Linked DNA regions of Homo sapiens: all the other regions are linked to region 1. Evidence: chromatin contacts called from ENCODE Hi-C or POLR2A ChIA-PET data. All regions are on one chromosome and are shown on one strand. Each heading gives the region's core, a stretch centred on a gene start or an enhancer-like site at or near the end of the contact. The rest is flanking DNA. Distances are from core to core; before and after follow the strand shown.

What was found. Hi-C counts contacts between places; a loop is a spot of excess contacts on that map. ChIA-PET counts read pairs that join two places held with the same protein, here RNA polymerase II (POLR2A). Pooled maps may share reads with other maps.
Region 2: a map with no recorded cell type shows a loop between it and region 1 (28-fold over the local background). The contact joins two enhancer-like sites. A Hi-C loop is called at or near these places in 3 of 37 single-sample maps with no recorded cell type and 3 of 50 pooled maps.
Region 3: a map with no recorded cell type shows a loop between it and region 1 (15-fold over the local background). The contact joins two enhancer-like sites. A Hi-C loop is called at or near these places in 5 of 37 single-sample maps with no recorded cell type and 8 of 50 pooled maps.
Region 4: a loop to region 1 is called in a map with no recorded cell type, with 11 times the contacts of the local background. The contact joins the promoter of IFNG-AS1 here to the enhancer-like site in region 1. A Hi-C loop is called at or near these places in 1 of 168 maps with a recorded cell type or tissue (left cardiac atrium), 14 of 37 single-sample maps with no recorded cell type and 5 of 50 pooled maps. POLR2A ChIA-PET finds 5 or more read pairs at or near these places in 4 of 52 experiments (A673, BJ, OCI-LY7 and 1 more).

What each region holds. Positions count from the first base shown.
Region 1 is chr12:67,448,108-67,451,285 of GRCh38, forward strand. All of the region lies in intron 3 of LOC105369812 (a long non-coding RNA gene), which reads left to right. Among named protein-coding and RNA genes, the nearest start is that of LINC02420, 7.1 kb to the left of the region's middle. RefSeq lists a silencer at 269-453. Within about 2 kb of position 1,569, at least 4 of the 41 ENCODE cell types and tissues checked have a DNase peak (open chromatin) inside an H3K27ac peak, as active enhancers do.
Region 2 is chr12:68,372,509-68,375,686 of GRCh38, forward strand. No RefSeq gene overlaps it. Among named protein-coding and RNA genes, the nearest start is that of MDM1, 42 kb to the left of the region's middle. RefSeq lists an enhancer at 1,652-1,781. Within about 2 kb of position 1,448, at least 4 of the 41 ENCODE cell types and tissues checked have a DNase peak (open chromatin) inside an H3K27ac peak, as active enhancers do.
Region 3 is chr12:68,118,324-68,121,501 of GRCh38, forward strand. No RefSeq gene overlaps it. Among named protein-coding and RNA genes, the nearest start is that of IFNG, 40 kb to the right of the region's middle. Within about 2 kb of position 1,533, at least 2 of the 41 ENCODE cell types and tissues checked have a DNase peak (open chromatin) inside an H3K27ac peak, as active enhancers do.
Region 4 is chr12:67,987,883-67,991,060 of GRCh38, forward strand. It overlaps IFNG-AS1 (IFNG regulatory antisense RNA 1), which reads left to right and starts at 1,565. Exons shown (of 4, transcript NR_104125.3): 1 at 1,565-1,697.

The sequences.
Region 1 (3,178 bases), core at 319-2,818:
AGTATTCTTGGGGGAAAGTGTCTTCATAGAGAATATTTCAGCACTCATTTTAATAATACATCCTTAAGCTGTTCTAATTTGTGCCCATCTCAATGCCAAATTCAAATTTACTTGAAAAAAACAAAAACAAAAACCACTAGTCTAGTTCAACCTCAGAGGTCCTAGGTTTCTTTCCTTGACCACCTCCTATGCTGAGCTTCCATCTTGTCCCTCCTGGCTGGAGCAGTTAGGTTTACCGGAGCCACATAAGTGAGAGCTACCATTGGCCTTACCTTGGAAAGCCCAAGCTTTCTGGCATAAAGGAACTCAGATCCCTTAGGACCCTGGGAATCTCACATGCCTCTGACTCCTTCAAGAGGTGCAGCATCTGTATAACCGAAACGACCACCCTCTACTTCCCTGTCATGTCTTGCTTGGCTCTGGAGAGCACAGAGGGGAGGCTTCTGTGGATCACCCCTCCACCTTGTATACACACCTCCTAGAATTGGTGTCTCACTGCCTAATTATGTGCCAATGGCTCTGATCTGTAAACAGGATATTGATATTAGATCTCACATAGTTTAAGCTTCTGCCAGTAGAATTTAGCTACCTTCCCGATATCTTCCTGCTATGTCAGAAAGCACAGCTCCTAAGCCCTCAGTACGGTAGTCCATGGTTTAAACTGAGGGAAAGGACTTGATCAGCTGATACTAGTGCAAGAACCTGGCTGAAAGAGATCATGAAGGCCCTGAGCATCTGCTTACAGGCCTTCCCTTTTCAGTTTTCAAAATGTTCAAAAGGGTGGAGGGCCCTGGCTTCTCTCTTATCCATGGAATGCCTTTTCTGGTGCCTTTTCTTACTGTCTCTGGCCTGACATGCTTGGGTCAGGTCAGAGAAGGGCTTTGCCTTAATGGCATGTTTATCTTCAAATCTCTCTTAGTATCCACTAAGCCTATAGGTCTTTGATTCTCTAAGGTTCATGGGAAACAGCTAAGGAGTGCTAGGGAAGATCTACTCAGGATCTGCTCTTACCCCATTATGATGCTAGCCATCTAGCAGAACTTGCACAGTATTTAAAAATGAACAATGTCAACTCTGCTTCTTCCAGGCAGTTCTGAACTGGGGATGAACGTTCACATGCCTCAAAGGTCTTATATAATTTGGTTTCTAAAGAAATTAGCACTCCAGGTATTTGATATCATGATCATCCTTTTTACCAATTACTCGATAGTGTCTGGAGCCCCCAAGATCCCTTGTGACCTTTGTCTAAAACTGAGAAAACCCACTGAGTGAGCAGCAAAACTGTCTTCTCCTTTTACCTCTTAGCATCTGAATCTGATACTTATCACTCTTTAAAACCTAAACCAAAATCCATTGTCTCTGGTAAGCAGTGTTGGGCATTCTGAATCTAGAATTTGGGTTCGAGTTTCCTTTGGTGTCTATTTAAAAAAAACAATTGTTCATGCAAGTCTAAATGTTATCTGAATTTTTATTCTTCACAGTGCATGTGCTGTGGGGCTCAGAGATACTAAGTGTGATGTTTTAAACGGTTACTCTTAGAAAGAGTGACTCATCTCAACTTTCCCTAAGTGGTCATGTATTTTGCATATCTATTCTAGAATGCTCTAGGCCCATGGGCAATGCACATTGCACTCACAGAGGGCATACACTTGGCATCTGCCTTAGAATACTCTCCTTAGCCACATCTTTATCTGCTTGACTACAAAACTGAAACTTTCCGTGCTGTTGGGGATCTGTTTTAGACACTCTCGAGTTAAAATGAACGAGCCAGTGCTTGAATATTTCCTCTTCCTGTTTGTGTAGCCTTCTGCACATAGGTAGCGATGGTAACTGCCCAAGTGTGTTGCCATTACATCTGGACTTGCAGATGCAGAGCAGGCCCTATGGATCCAGCTCCCTCTCACAGATACCCTGGGTTTGATGTGCTCTTCTCTCATCGGACTCCCATACCCACCCCCAGTTTTTCCCTGACTCTCATTCACATCTGTAGGAGTGGGCGGGAGGCTTTAGCACTTAGGCCACAGAATCTGAAGCCAGGATGAGGGCACAGGTGCTGGCTCTCAAGTGTCCTTAAAGACTCCCTAACCAGCACCACTGAGCTCTAAGTATCTCCTTTCCTTGTGGCTTCTTCCATCCTGGCCTTTCTAGATCCTGTGGGTTGAGGTCTGAAGTTTTTGTCCAGCATGATCTACTTCCTGGAAGGCTGAAGACCACACAGATCCTGGGCTGATTCAGCTTCCCAACCTTCTCCAAGTGGCTTCTACCACTGGGATACCAAAAAGGGGTTGTCCACTGAGTTTTGGTTGTCAACCAAATTCAACCACCAATTTTGCCTATTCCCTTCCCTTCCATAGCCATAGGATGTTACCAGATGGTGATATAGTTTGCATGCTTGTCCCTGCCAAAATCTCATGTTGAATTGTATCCCCAGTGCTGGAGGTGGGGCCTGGCGGGGGGTGTTTGGGTCATGGGGGTGGATCCTTCATGGCATGGTGCTATCTTTACCATAGTGAGTGAGTTCTCACGAGATCTGATTGTTTAGAAATATGTGGTACTTCCCCTCCCCGCACCCTCTCTCTCTCTTGCTCTTGCTTTTGCCACATGATGTGCCTGGTCCCCCTTCACCATCCATCATGATTGTAAGTTGCCTGAAACCTCTTAGAAGCTGAGCAGAGGCCAGCACCATGCTTCCTGTAAAGCCTGCAGAATCGTGAGCCAATTAAACCTCTTTTTTTTTTTTTTTTTAAATAAATCACCCAGTCTCAGGTATTTCTTTATAGCAATGCAAGAATGGCCTAACACAGATAGTCGTCTTTTTCCTTCTTTAGGTACCACCTCTCCCCGACCCCCTAACCTCTCCAATGCTAGCAAGTGTGATTCTTAAAGCTTAATTGGCACCATGGGCATGGTATAATCCATGCCTATAGGTCTGGTGCAGGATGAGTCCTCCTCTACACTGGTCCTCAGTGCCCTAGTGGGACCTTGAAGTTCCTGAATTTCCATTCCTTCTTTTCCTGTTTAATGTTATTAAGTGAAAGAAATAAGAGGGCGATCTCTGGTATGTAGCCAGAGTTCCTGCTGCAGCTTCCTTCTTAGAAATTACCTAAGAACCGCTTCATATGTTTTTCCCTCTCTCCTGTCTTTTTTTCTACTGCATTCTATAACAAGGTTTCCAGAC
Region 2 (3,178 bases), core at 198-2,697, 920 kb after region 1:
GAGGCTGAGGCAGGAGAATTGCTTATCCCTGGAGGCAGAGGTTGCAGTGATCTGGGATCACGCCACTGCACTCCAGCCTGGGCGACAGAGTGAGACTCTGTCTCAAAAAAAAAAAAAGTGATTAAAGCAAAATTAAGAGGAGATGTTTCTAGCACACCATAAAAAATACCATTTTTGTCAATTAAAAACAAATTTTAATAAAGAAAATATTTTTAAAATATAAATAATGGTCAATCTAAATTCTCTTTGACCACTCTTTATTGAGCTGTGTGCCATGAGCCAGGCACTGGGCTAAGCACTGAGGTTAGAAAGATGCCGTCACAAAGAAGCACTAAAATACTGCATGATGAGCTACATGACAAGAGAAATGTATGGGTTTTTGAAGCACACAAGAGGACCTCCAAACTCAGATTTGGTAGAGAAAAGGGGAAGGACAGTCAGGAAAAGTTTTTTAGGGGAAATACTATCTAAATGCTGAATCAAAGAGAAAATGTATGAAAAAACAGATGAACACAGACAAGGAAACAGAGTAAAAGAGAGAAAGAATAGACCCAAGAAAGGTCGCGAGGTTTCCAAGCAGAGTGAACCTGAGAAGGTGCAGCTTGTTTGAAGAATTGAGGGAAATTCCATTTGGCACAAGCGTAATATTATGGGGGGTCGGGGTGGGGCTAGGAAGCTGAAGACATAAGCAGAACCAATCCTGTGGAGCAGTTTGGACACTAAAGGCAACAGGAAGCCTTTGAAGTGTTTTCAGATCTGTGCTTTAGAAAGATCTCTTCCTGGCACCGTGACTGGATTGGATGCAAGGCTGGAGAGAATGGTGCAGGTTTAAAGCTATGTGATAATCCAGGAGAAAGAGAAGGGTGGATTTGTGTTTGGGTAAAGGGACTGTGGGTAGTTTTTCTTTTGTTTTTTTCTTTTTTTTTTTTTTTTTGAGACGGAGTCTCGCTCTATCGCCCAGGCTGGAGTGCAGTGGCGAGATCTCCGCTCACTGCAAGCTCCGCCTCCCAGGTTCACGCCATTCTCCTGCCTCAGCCTCCCGAGTAGCTGGGACTACAGGCGCCCGCCACCACGCCCAGCTAATTTTTTTGTATTTTTTTTTTTTGTAGTAGAGACGGGGTTTCACCGTACTAGCCAGGATGGTCTCGATCTCCTGACCTCATGATCCGCCCGCCTCGGCCTCCCAAAGTGCTGGGATTACAGGTGTGAGCCACCACGCCCGGCGGACTGTGGGTAGTTTTTCTACCTTCATATTTTCTAGCATTTCCAAACTTTGTTTAATGACCATGTGTTATTTTCATAATGGGAAAAAAAAAACATGGTTTAAGGAAGATGAGCCTTATAGTGTTCTGCCTGAAAGTCCCTCAGAGCCTTTGGGACTTGCTAAGCCAGAGGCCTCTGTGTCTGTACAAGAACTCACACCCACGTGCTGACCTATAATGTCCCAGGTTCTGCCCACAGTCTACACTGAGAGGGTGTAATTTTCCATAGGCCAGGGACTCAAGTAAAAGCAGAAGTTGGCAGATGTAACAGCAACTGAGTGGGAAGAGAGAAGAGAGATGGCCTCCAACTCATACATAAAATCCAAGCGTTCATTCATTCATTTATCTATTCACCAATATTAAGCACCCACTGTGTAGGAGGCACTGTTCTAGGCGCTGCAGATACAGAAGTAAACAAAATGACAAAGTCCTAGTTACACATTCTAGGAAATAAGATAGACCATCTATGAATTAAGATTCAGCTAACTGTACTCCCTCCCTCATTTGAAGAAGTAGAGCCGCATGCCATACTGCTATTTACTGACAAGAGTGGTTTAGGAAACTTTGCGAAGTAATTACAGGTTTGATGACTCATAGCCATACTAAATGTGGCACCTGTAAACAGATACCTATGCGTGCCATGGTGTTTGTGACTGGGTTGGCTGGGTTGGGTATCACTGTTTCTAGAACAGGGCTTTCAGTATCGATTTCATATGTACCTATGTACACTTACAAATGTAACTCAAACTTCGCCTGATCTGGCCAGCCAGTGAGTACAAATGAGCTTACGCTAAAATAACAGCACACATTTCAGTAATGTGTTCTGCCAACCACATAAATGGAGACCTTTGCAATCTTTTCTCCCATGCTTGTATTTGGGAGCATCCAAGGGCATCTCGTGTGTTCACAAACACGCTTCTTATTTATGTTCTAGCAACCCAGCTACAGAAATAGCCATTTGGAGCAGCTTCTCAGCCCAGCCCTTCGTAGGCATTCTGTTTTCTTGCCCAGGAAGCGGTTTAAGAAATCCCCCAAACTACAGCTCTGGGGACAGAAAAACTCTCTTCTGTGGAGAAAGTATCCCTTTCCCCTAACACTGTGGAAAGACCGAGCTGAGCCAGTTCAGGTCAAGTGTTAGGACTCTGTAAGCACTAGCTCTAGAAGCAACTAACAATGTCTGGGTTTACCCTGAGCAATGTTGCTTGTGAATCTTTGTCTCAGGGAGTTTCTTGTAAAAATCAGCACCTTCAGCTTCCGCCTGCAGACCCCTCTCTGCTGAGCACAAACCTAGTCCACAGGCTGGTCTGGGGAGCAGCCTCATGGTGCCTTCTCCACATTCTCAGCTCCAAGCCCCAGGCACAAATCTCCCCTCGGGTCACCAGACAGGCCTGGGCATGGCTAAATCTCAATTAAAGGCAAACAGGATGCGGAAAAATCAGTTTTAAAAAGATCAGGCAAGGTTTAGGAGAATATGAGGGCAGAAAAATCCATCCCATACCACTGAGAAAGGAGGAATTTACAGAGAAGAGAGCAGGCTGGAAACAGCATTAAGCCACTCAGGACACAGTGAATCAGAATGCAAATGGACCGACCCAAATAGGTACCTCCTCCCCATGCTGCTGGGTCCACTCTGTCTCACACATAACCCTCTGTCTTAGAACTGCTATAGAGGACAGAAGGCCTCAGAGAACCAGGAATGGAAGACAGAAGAGAGATTGCCAGGAACCATTTCTAAATTTTAATTCTGTAAGTTATAATCCAAGTTTTCTTTGATAGCAAGTTTTCCCCTGGAGAGACAGGTTAAGGGACCTTTCAGATGACACCTTCTGTCCCTTTCTCAGCGCTAGAAGGTCAGTTCAGGAACCTACTGTTAGTTCCAATGCCCTTGATTGAAGTTAGCAATTTACAGAAATAGA
Region 3 (3,178 bases), core at 283-2,782, 670 kb after region 1:
CGAAGCGCAATAAAACAAAGTATGCCTATACTTACGTGGTTGGCCTCAGTTGTATTACGGGGAATTATGGAAGGGCCTGTGCTACATACAGTTCAGACAAGCTGGAAAACAGGAGGGCAGAGGTCTATTTTCTGAGATCAAGCAGAGGGTATGAGAGTGGTCTCTGGAAGGTGGCAGGGATGATCACAGCAGCCCAGCCCCGAAGGTCATGACAGCGCAGAGGAAGACAGAGACCTGGGGAGTGGAGGAGGGAGGAACAGTGAAACCTGACACTGAGAGCTCTCAGAATACTGAGAGAGCAGTTGAGGTAGGGGGTTCCAGTTTTTAGCATTTGGGCAAGAAAAGGAGGGGAGTACACAATTTCGTAATTTAGGCAATTACAAAATAAATAAATAAATGTCTCTATTCTGTAGTCATGCTGATGAGGCCTGAGACATATGGGTCAAAGCCCTCTGTCTCTAACTGCCCCATCCCTCAGATTGCCAAGAGCAATAGGCTTCTGGAAAAAGATTCAAATGACCTTAAGATAGGGTCAACAAAAGTTGTTACAGATGATTAAATGTATGTCTGAAACACTGATTTATGCCATTGGAGTAATTAACTTACCCTCAGGTATCCCCCCTTCTTAACCATGAAGAGTTCTCAATGGCCCCAGGACCCTGACTTAGGCTATGACTTAAGGGATCCCTGGGTGTTTCCAGAAGCTAGGCCCAGCCCAGCCCAGAGTGTCCCACCCAGACCTGCCTCTTGCCTGCTGGAGAAAGAAGGGTTGTTTGACATATCCCTGAACAGAGATCAGCCACCTGAAAGAATTAAAAAGACTTAAGAATCCATCACGTGTAAAAAGATCGTCGCACCATCTTCCTACACCTAATCACAATTGAGTGCACATTTTCAGATTAAATGGACAAACGCTTGACTTCTATTTCATATATATCCATATACAAAAAAAATCAGAAAGTGGTATAGAAATTGTATTTACTGAACATTAAGCACAACCCATTTATTTCTATTTAAATAGCACCAAAACCTCAGTAACATTTAACAGGTTAACAATATAGACTTGAGTCATATTGAGTCTGACATTGAGTCAGACCTAGATTTATATCATGCTCTGCCACAGATACTCTGGTATCTTTAAGCTAATTACATATCCCCAAGCCTCAGCTGTCCCCAACTGCAAGATGGCCATGATGACAGATGAGAACAGATAACTCAGAGTGTGGCTATGAGAACTAAATGATTTAACGCCTGTAAAACATTTAGAAAAATGCCTAGCATGTGGTAAGTGCTCATTAAACATAGCTATATTTAAATATTTCTAAAATATTGCCAAATCCAGATGCTAATGACTAGGGCATCCTAAAAGACAGATTTAGAAAGGAAATTGCTGTCTATATTCTGAACAGTACAGTAACTGTGTTTTGACTTTGTCATTTGCCACTTCCATCCAGTGCTTTTCTGGTAGCATGCTGGAAAATGAACCACAGCACACTAACACCCACACCCCAGCAGCTCTCTAAATCAGTTGTTCTTAAATGAGTCAGCACACACCCAAGCATCTTGGTCACTAGTCGGATGTACACAGGCTGCAGGTTCCCAAACAGACTTCAGCTGCTGCTCTGAGTAAACATTTTCTGGCAGCACACCAAGGGGGCGGGTGGGGACACAGGTAGGCATCTTCTCGGGTCTAGGTTCAGATTTCATATTGAACTCAAAATGAGCTGATGAGTTCAAGGTCCCTGTTTCTGCTAAAAATAAGCCTACACAGCAAGGGTGTTGCACTAAACAGTTTGCCCAAGCTGCCTGGAGGAAGCATCTTCTGCCCACATTGCGCCTTGGTGTAACCAACATTCAGAGTCCCACAGTTTCATGACCACCAACTTCACACAATTAGCTGAGCTCTATGTAAAACTGTTTCTATCTGTTCCTACCTAGATTTTTCTCCTTGAGACATAACTCTTCTTTTTAAATTGTGAATGAAGATATCTGACGTGAGTGCTGGGAAAGTCATGGCAAAAGGCCTGGGTGGAAAATCAAAATGTCATCATTATATTCTTTGGGTTCATAACATCCGAGGAAATAGGTACCTTATACCTTGATCTTCTTAGAAGTGAAATAAAAATAGCCCATCTACCTCACAGGGATCACAATTTCATGGTCCTTTGTAAAACTTAAAAAAAAGGTGTTAAGTATAAAATCTCAATTAATGGAATACTCAGGCAAGAAAATACCCTGGTTTATGCATTTAAGTCTTTTTCTAGCCTTTTGTCAAAAGCTTTTCTAAAAATACAGTCACCCATTAACTAAGTACATTATGATGACAGTTTTTAGCTTTGAGGATTTGGAAGCTTGAAATCAATCAAGCACATTAAATAGTACATGTCTTTTGATTTGTGGTCAATTACTATTTCAAAATGCAATTCTTAACCTCTGGTCAGTTGCTTTCCAGTTAGGGTTTATATTTTAGCTAAGAAAGTTGTTGTTTCCCAGGAATGAAATTGAGCTCAATCTAGTTTTCCATGCACAAATTATAGTAACAGGAACACCGCCATCCCTAGTTTCTAAGGAAGAGAACCAGGCATCTTAAAAAGTAAGGTCCTAGGCAGGACTATAAAGCAAACAATGATGAAATTAGCTTTAGAATATGTTTGGAAAATTTGGCTTACACTAATAAGGTACTATTTGAAAGAGATAAATGTTAAAGGCCTGCATTAAAGGTTTTAAAAATAATCGATTATGTACATTTCAGATAGAAAGACCCTGGCTTGCCAAGGTTTAAAAAAAAGTCAGAAGATCTTAGATGACCACAAGCTGAAACTGAGCCACCAGCATATATAATATGATTGCTAAAAGCAGCACTTTCCTAGCAGTTCCACTGTAGTGCAACAGACTACCACATCTTAAAGAACATAGACAGATGAGATCTCTCTTCTTTCATTTCTTTACTCAGCCCACTGCTTTCTAAGTTCTGCCCCCACCCATCACCACCACCAACTCTGAAACTGTGACTGCCAAAGGTCACCAAGGACCACAGATTGGCAAATCAGTGGACTCATTTCTGGTCTAAGAACTTGCCATCTTTCAGCATCTGACATCGTTGACTATACACTCTTCCTTTGGCTTCTCTGATGCCACTCTCTTGGTTCCCCTAAACCCCTGGCTAGCCCTTTCCAGT
Region 4 (3,178 bases), core at 315-2,814, 540 kb after region 1:
CCAATAACGGATATAAAATAGAGGAACCTCATTTGTGTTGAGGACAGGAACCCGACACTTCTATCTGTGTCAATAGTCTCTGGCTCAGTGACTACCATATATGGGTGCTCAGTAAATCCGTAGGAGCCCAATACAGGACATGTTCAATCTTTATGCTAGAGGTGTCTTGGGCACAGAGGGCCAGGATGACCTTTCCAAGATCAAACCCATGCCTCTTGGCTCAAACCCTAATCCATCTCTAGAACCTGGGGATGTATATTATATAATGTTCTATAAACTTTATATAATTTGTCCTCATGATACTTGCTTGGGTAAGTATGAGAATTATTTCCATTCACATGAAAAAAAGGTGGTCTTGGAGAAATGCTAAATGACTTGCCCAAGTTCACATAGCTAGTAAGTGGCAGAGCTAAACTTTAGACCCAGGTTTCTTTCTCCCCAGCCCCTCTGCATTTTCTCCAGCGTAGTCTACCAACAAATCAGCACTGTTTACTTGGAGATTTTCAAACTGGCTGCAACGTGACCTGTTGAGGCCACACACATATAAAAGAGGGAGGGAGCTGTATTCTTTACTCTGTGCCAGATTTTGCTCAGATATGAAAATAAAGCTACTGAAAACTGTAGAACAGAAGCTGTTGACACTTTTTCCTCAAAGACTGGTAATAGGTCTTCAAGAATCCAGACACATGTTGCAGTCCAGTTTATCTACAGCCAAGAGTGTATTTACAGGATAGCAATTAGCTGTGGTCTCTCCAGTCAAGGAACAGGATTAACCTAATTAGCCACTAATGTCACCAAATGCATGACCTGAAAAGGCAGGCAGGGGCTGCCCAAGCTGGAATAGCCAGCCACCAACAGTAGTTTAGAGTACCTCATACAGAGGAGGAGACTTATTTCAGTAGCATTTCAATTAAACACATCACTAAATCATACAGACACATGCAAATATAAAAATGCAAATTTGAAATACAACACTTTCTTGTAGGTGATTTTGGGACTGAAACAGGGGACTGAAACTTCACACAACCACTGTTTTGTCTCCGGTGGATTCCTAGGGAGTATCTCAGTGCCTTGCACTCAATACTGTTTACTGAGTAAAGGAATCAATGAGTACAAACATGATCTTATGAAAGCAAAATCACTTATAAAGCTACATACATCTCTAATTCTCATTTGGTTTTAACTTCCCCATTGCAATTAAAAGTCTACCTTCATTTCCACGCATATCAACCAATATCCCCCAAAAAGAAAGTTGCATGAAAAAAGTTGCATGAAAAAAACAGAAAAGTTGCATTAAAAAAACAGAATTCCCACCGTGTCCCAGATTTTCCAAATAATCCTGCCATTCGGAAGCCTGTTCATAGCCCCAAAGTACTGAAAGGCCTTGCAAAATGCTCATAGGTGGAACAGCAGGAAGCATCTAGAGCCATCTCAGAGGGAGCCTTCTGCTTCCAGAAATAAATTCACACATTCACAGGTGCTTCCTGTTTTTTCAAACACCTTGCCCACCTTCTGCACACCAAGCGTGGATTCTGCAAAACGTGAGCCCAACAGGAAGCTGCCTGCAATTTCAGGTAGCTTTTCTGACTCTTAAAGAGATCTCAAGTATACCTTCAGAGAAATGCCAGCAAAAACTGTAGTCATTTGGGAAGGAATAAGCCTGGAAGAAAAAGATACAACGAACTAGCACAACGAGGGTGAGAACATTTTTCATGAAAATGCTGTTTGTAAATTACATTTTTAAACAAATAAATGTGTTTTCTTTAGGTTTTTAGCTCCTGTGGGTGGAATTAGGAGAACCAACTGTAAGTGGGTGGTGTTTGTCATATCTCTGCTGTGAGGGAGGAAGAAGAAGGAGGAAGGCTGGGGTGGAGAGGAGGAAGGAGACCCGCATGGCTGGAATGTCTCCACTGAGCTCAGGGGGATGAATTCCTCTGAGACTTCTTCTATTTCAGGAAGCTCACAAACCCTTCCTGAGATCTCAGAATAACCTTGAAATGAACATGTAGAACATTGATTAAGTTGTGAGAGTGTTCACAGTAAGCTTTGATTGAACTATTCTAGGGAATTTCTTCTTAACATGGTCACAGGTGGATGAGTTGGGAAGAAAATGCCATGGGCGCCGTACTCAGTTTTAAAATGAATTCAGAGAAGTTGTTCAAGGTGGTGAGTGCCATGTCACATATCATAGGTCTTGGATAATTTAGGGTGATTTTTTAATTGTAATTAAAACTACTAATTGCATAATTACTGCTAACACTACTGGTTCAGTTCCAAGTATGTATTCTTACATTTGCTTTTGTTTTGTTCTGTATTTTCCCAGCCATATTGCCAAATTAAGTTAAATCACGTAAATAATTTTGCTTATTAAATTGACTTCTTAATGTTCTTTTTTTCTGAAATGAAACTAAAAACAATATCTACAAAGTCAAGCTTATTCAACTTAACTGGTAAAAGGGCTGCATGGGAGAATGTTTCTCAGCTGAAATTCAAAGAAATGTCTTTAACCTACAATGGTCAGAACTGGTCCATATAAATCCTCTCTGAGCTCACCTTTGGCAGTGAATTAAGGGAACAAAGTTAAGAGCGATTAGCTTTGTTTTGCTTGTAGTAACAAAAATAGAAACATCTGAACATCTTATATGACCAATAGAAGCTTTCTAATCCTTTTTTAAAGGAAACTTTATACACCTAAGGGTTTGAAATACATTAATACTTTTTTTTTTTTTGAGATGGAGTCTCGCACTGTCGACCGGGCTGGAGTGCAGTGGCGCGATCTCAGCTCACTGCAACCTCCGCCTCCTGACTTCAAGTGATTCTCCTGCCTCAGCCTCCCAATGGCTGGGATTACAGGTGCCTGTCACCATGCCCAGCTAATTTTTTGTATTTTTAGTAGAGATGGGGTTTCCCTATGTTGGCCAAGCTGGTCTCAAACTCCTGACCTCGTGATCCGCCCGCCTCGGCCTCTCAAAGTGCTGGGATTACAGGCATGAGCCACCGCTACATAAATAATTTTTTTTTAACTTTAAACTCTGTTCTACACAAGAAATTATTTATCTTCCACCTGCCCTATGTGGTTTGGTGAAGCACCATGTCACCATGTGCATATGGCTATTAAAGATCCAATATGAACATGCTATAGTTTCAAACAAGTTGCTGTCCAGAAAGAACCTGACAT